Linked DNA regions of Homo sapiens: region 2 is linked to region 1. A link is an interaction called in ENCODE POLR2A ChIA-PET data of the cell type or tissue named here. Cell type or tissue: A673. All regions are shown on one strand.

What was found. Peaks named below come from ENCODE experiments on the same cell type or tissue, not always from the same donor. Only the 100,000 strongest peaks of a DNase experiment are listed, where the experiment ranks them.
Region 2: POLR2A ChIA-PET joins it to region 1 with 7 read pairs; 2 of 35 experiments call an interaction of 5 or more read pairs at or near these places.

What each region holds. Positions count from the first base shown.
Region 1 is chr19:18,450,054-18,452,553 of GRCh38, reverse strand. It overlaps ELL (elongation factor for RNA polymerase II), which reads left to right. Exons shown (of 12, transcript NM_006532.4): 7 at 906-1,002; 8 at 1,579-2,077. Among named protein-coding and RNA genes, the nearest start is that of ISYNA1, 13 kb to the right of the region's middle. RefSeq lists enhancers at 745-1,551, 1,552-2,358. In A673, a CTCF peak has its summit at 1,464 (motif pointing left); a DNase peak (open chromatin) is centred at 1,453; H3K27ac peaks cover 621 bases.
Region 2 is chr19:18,213,563-18,216,062 of GRCh38, reverse strand. All of the region lies in intron 12 of PDE4C (phosphodiesterase 4C), which reads left to right. Among named protein-coding and RNA genes, the nearest start is that of RAB3A, 11 kb to the right of the region's middle. In A673, no CTCF peak of the experiment used is centred here; no DNase peak of the experiment used is centred here.

The sequences.
Region 1 (2,500 bases):
ACTCATGCTTCTGCTATGCTTTCCGGTGTCTTCACTCCTCCTTTTGTCTCTGCCTTGCCTGTCCAGTGGATGCAAATGCCTGTTCTCAGTTTTCTGTCTTTAACTGGGAGTTCTGTTTATGTCCACATGGCTCTCCTCTCAGGCCACCAGGGAAGTGACACCTGCAGTGGTCTGTAGCCTAGCCCATTTGTTAGGGAGATGGGCTCTGGGTGTCACTGGCTGGCAGAATGGCCACGGCCCTGGACTTAAGTCTCTCTGCAGGGCCTGGAGGGGCGCTAGGCTGCCCTGAGATGGCACAGCCCCCGGGAATTGAACAGTTGGGTCAGAGAGGATACCCATAAGCTGCAGGGTTGCTGGCGGGGGTGGGGGATTCCACTTGCCCAGATCACATGGAGCGGGAGAAGGGGCATGCACTGGGGTGTTTCTTCCCTTCTTCCCCAGCTGCATCACCTAGTCAAGCTGGTGGCCACTCTGCCGCCCTCCAGATCCTGCTGTGACCTGGGCTTCCAGGAAGGCTGTCTCATCCTAGGCCAGGGCCCTCCGTTCTCTTCTGCATTTTGGACAGTTTCTGCAGTGAGCGTTCTGAACAGGATGAACAGCTGTCTTTAAAAGCAGGGTCCAGCACCCTAGCGTGTGTCCCTGGTCTCTCCGGTAGCAGGCACCTACACAAAGTGATCCTCCTCTGGGCTCAGGGGGACAGTGAGTGGGGAAGTCCTCCTTTGGGTGAAGTCGGGGGCAGGATGGCCTCAGGCCCAGGCTCCTGTGACCCCTTGGCCCTGCTCTGGATTTGGGAGGAGGGGGGTCCCTTCCTTGAGGCATCTCCACCGGGCCCCCATGTGGATACAGGCCTGGGGCCCCTAGGCCCCCTCAGCACCTTCTGACCTAGCCCTGCCTCTCCTTCGCAGGAAGCTGTGCCAGCCACAGAGCACTGGCAGCCTCCTTGGAGACCCTGCTGCCTCCAGCCCCCCAGGCGAGCGTGGGCGCTCGGCCTCGCCCCCACAGGTAAGTGAGGCATGCCTGGGGTGACTGTCCCAAGCACCTGCAGGGCACTCTGTGCTGCATCAGTAACCCTTGTCACCTTCCTCACCAGCTCTTTGGAGCATGAGCTGCTCCAAGTTGAGCCGCCTCCCTCCGCCCAGGGACCAAGGGGGAAGCTGTCGGGTTGGGGTTGGGGGCAGATTCCTGCCAGTGTGGCCGCAGCACCCCAGTGTCACAGTGCGGAACCTGGGACGGGGGGCGGCTCCCTGATGTGGGCTCAACCCTGGGCTTCCTGCTCCTGTGTCACAGTTATCACTGGGGAAGCATGCTGAGCACAGCAGCGCTTTAGACCAGTCCCCAGGGGTGGCCCGCTCACACACTGGGCCCTGCCCTCCCCCTGCATCGATCCCAGCAGGCTGATGGGCCCCAGCTGAGGCCACCCTGAGCGGCACCTGGGACCTGACTTGGTGCTCGGGCGCCCCCATGTGGCCAGCGTGGGCCTTGCAGGCGGCGTTGGGTTTTCTAGCCAGGCCAGGGGATTGCCTGTTGCTGCTCAGCCACTCTGTGCTCCCCTCTAAAATGATCTCTGCTCCTCTCCAGAAGCGGCTGCAGCCTCCTGATTTCATCGACCCCCTAGCCAACAAGAAACCCCGGATATCGCACTTCACTCAGAGAGCTCAGCCTGCCGTCAACGGGAAGCTGGGCGTGCCCAATGGCCGTGAGGCCTTGCTGCCCACCCCGGGCCCACCAGCCAGCACGGACACCCTCAGCTCCAGCACTCACCTGCCCCCGCGGCTGGAGCCCCCGAGGGCCCACGACCCCCTGGCCGATGTCAGCAATGACCTGGGCCACAGCGGCCGAGACTGTGAGCACGGAGAGGCGGCTGCCCCAGCCCCCACTGTGCGCCTCGGCCTGCCCCTGCTGACGGACTGTGCCCAGCCCAGCAGGCCACACGGCAGCCCCTCGCGCAGCAAGCCCAAGAAGAAGTCCAAGAAGCACAAAGACAAGGAGAGGGCGGCTGAGGACAAGCCCCGGGCCCAGCTTCCAGACTGTGCACCTGCCACCCATGCCACCCCCGGAGCCCCAGCAGACACCCCAGGTAGGTGCCCAGGCAGGAGGGCGTTGCCGGGGCTCTAAGTACTGGCCCCACACCCGCCTCACCCTCATGGGGTGTCGAGGGGGCTCAAGCTGTAGAAGCCAGGGGAGGGGACCCTGTTGCCCCAGGCCCCATCAGATTTGCCCTGTGTGCCTGGCACCTGGCACCCTATGTTCCTGCACCTGGTCCTCTCCCTGCCTGTCTGGAGTGCCCGGTGCCACTTGCAGTCAATGTGCCAGGCCAGCACTGGGGGCCGGAGGCCCAGAGCCTTGTGGGGAACTGAGGCCGCAGAAGGGGCTAACATGCAGAGAGGAATGGGGCCCAGGCCCCAGCTCTGACTGCAGGGAAGCCCCAGGAGCCAGGGCCATGCTGAGGTCTGCTGGGGTTCAGGGAAGACAGTGGGGGCCCAGGCAAGCCAGCCCTATT
Region 2 (2,500 bases), 240 kb after region 1:
GGTCAAGAGTTCGAGACCAGCTTGATCAACATGGTGAAACCCCTGTTTTTACTAAAAATACAAAAATTAGCCGGGCCTGGTGGCGGGCACCTGTGATCCCAGATACTTGGGAGGCTGAGGCAGGAGAATCGCTTGAACCCGGGAGGTGGAGGTGGCAGTGAGCGGAGATTGCACCACGGCACTCTAGCCTCAGCAACAGAGTGAGACTCTGTCTCAAAAAAAAAAAAAAAAGAAAAGAAAAAAATTAAGCAGCCAGGCACGGTGGCTCAGGCCTGTAGTCCCAACAGTTTGGGAGGCCGAGGCAGGCGGATCATGAGGTCAAGAGATCAAGACCATCCTGGCCAACATGGTGAAACCCTGTCTCTACTAAAAATACAAAAATTAGCTGGGTGTGGTGGCATGCACCTGTAGTCTCAGCTACTCGGGAGGCTGAGTCAGGAGAATCATTTGAACCCGGGAGGCGGAGATTGCAGTGAGCGGAGATCGCACACTGCATTCCAGCCTGGCAACAGAGCAAGACTCTGTCTCAAAAAAAAAAATTATACACATCTATCCATTTGAATTTTTTTTTTTTTTAGGTAGGGGCACATCAGTAAGTTTTGGGGTCTCATGCCTCATTCATTCACTTAACAAGCATTTATTGAGCACCTATTGTGTGCTTGATCTGTGCAAAGACAGTTCCGGCCGTTATGAAATTCTAACCCTTGACTAGGGACCTGCAGGCAGAGCTGTGAGGAGGAAGGTTCAAGGTGCTTTCGGAGCCCAGACCAGCCAAAGAGGTCAGAAAGGGCTTCTTGGAGAGGGAACATTGAAGCCAGGGTGTGCAGAATGAGGAAGGCTGTGTTCTCAGCAGAGGGAACCCCACGTGAGGAGGGCTTAGAGAAAGCCAAGGCTTGGAGTGAGAAAGAACTAAACGTTTGGTGAGGTGGAGTTGGGGTCTTGAGTGGTGGGTACCCACAGGGTGGGGAGACAGCATTTGGGACAGATGAGAGATTTGAGGAGAAGTTTTGAGACTTTTGTCTGACTCTCAGAGAAGCCGGTGAACCACATCTGAGTCACTCCTGGCTGGGCTGAGTCCACATGGGTGGGTTAAGTTTTTTTTTTTTTTTTTTTTGAAATGGAGTCTTGCTCTGTCACTCAGGCTGGAGTGCAATGGTGTGATCCTGGCTCACTGCAACCTCCACCTCCTGGGTTCAAGTGATTCTCCTGCCTCAGCCTCTGAGTAGCTGGGATTACAGGTGCCTGCCACCACACCCGGCTAATTTTTTGTATTTTTAGTGGAGACGGGGTTTCACCATGTTGGCCATGCTGGTCTTGAACTTCTGACCTCTGGTAATCCACCCACCTCTGCCTCCCAAAGTGTTGGGATTACAGGTGTGAGCCACGGCGCCCGGCTGGGTTAATCTGGTTTTTAAACATCTGTGCCTAGAAATAGCCCTCCAGGGCACATGGTGGCTACATGGAAGTTTGAGGGGTATGAAGTCACATCCCTCCCCACAGTGAGCTGCAAACTCCCCTGTGGCTCCCATAGCCTCTGGACAATCTACCCCAGCTGCCAGAGGCCCTCAGTCTCTTCAATCTCACCTCCCTTTCTCTTGAGCTCACTTCTTCCAGCCACAGCCACCTCTTTTAGTTCCCTCCCATGTACCCAACTCTTCCAGCCCCTTTGCACAGAACTCATCCTCCCCACTGTCCTCAGGCACAAGTCACCCTAGCCCCTAACCAGCCCTGTGGGGTCACAGTTGGGGTTGGAGGAGGCCAGAAGGGTCAACAGAGGCATCCTAGAGGATGGGTTATTTTTTTTTTTTTTTTGAGACGGAGTCTTGCTCTGTCGCCCAGATCTGTTGCAGGATCTCGGCTCCCTGCAAGCTCCGCCTCTTGGGTTCATGCCATTCTCCTGCCTCAGCCTTCCGAGTAGCTGGGACTACCGGTGCCCACCACCATGCCAGGCTAACTTTTTGTATTTTTAGTAGAGACGGGGTTTCACCATGTTAGCCAGGATGGTCTCGATCTCCTGACCTCGTGATCCACCTGCCTCGGCCTCCCAAAGTGCTGGGATTACAGGCGTGAGCCACGGCGCCCAGCCTGAGGGTGGGTTATTTGAAAAGGGCTTTGAAGGATGAGTAGGAGTTGGGAAGCGGCATTCCAGGCAGAGGGAACAACGTGGCTAAAGATCTGGAGGCTGGATTGGTTCTAGGGTTTGCTGTGACTCAACGAATGCCTTCCGCCCCACCCACCCCACAGGTGGGTTTCATTGACTACAATGCCCACCCACTGTGGGAGACTCTGTCTGACAAGTCCCAGGCGCACAGATTTGATCACCTCCCCACTACACCCTGTCACACATGTGGAATTCATGGCCAACCCAGATGACCTCCCAAAAGGGGCCCCTGACTGAGCCCCTCTTTTGAGCAGAGTTTGCAGTGAATGCAGTTGCATCCTTCCATTTCACAGATGAGTATGCTGAGGCCCAGAGGGCTGAGTCTGAGCCAGAGTGGCA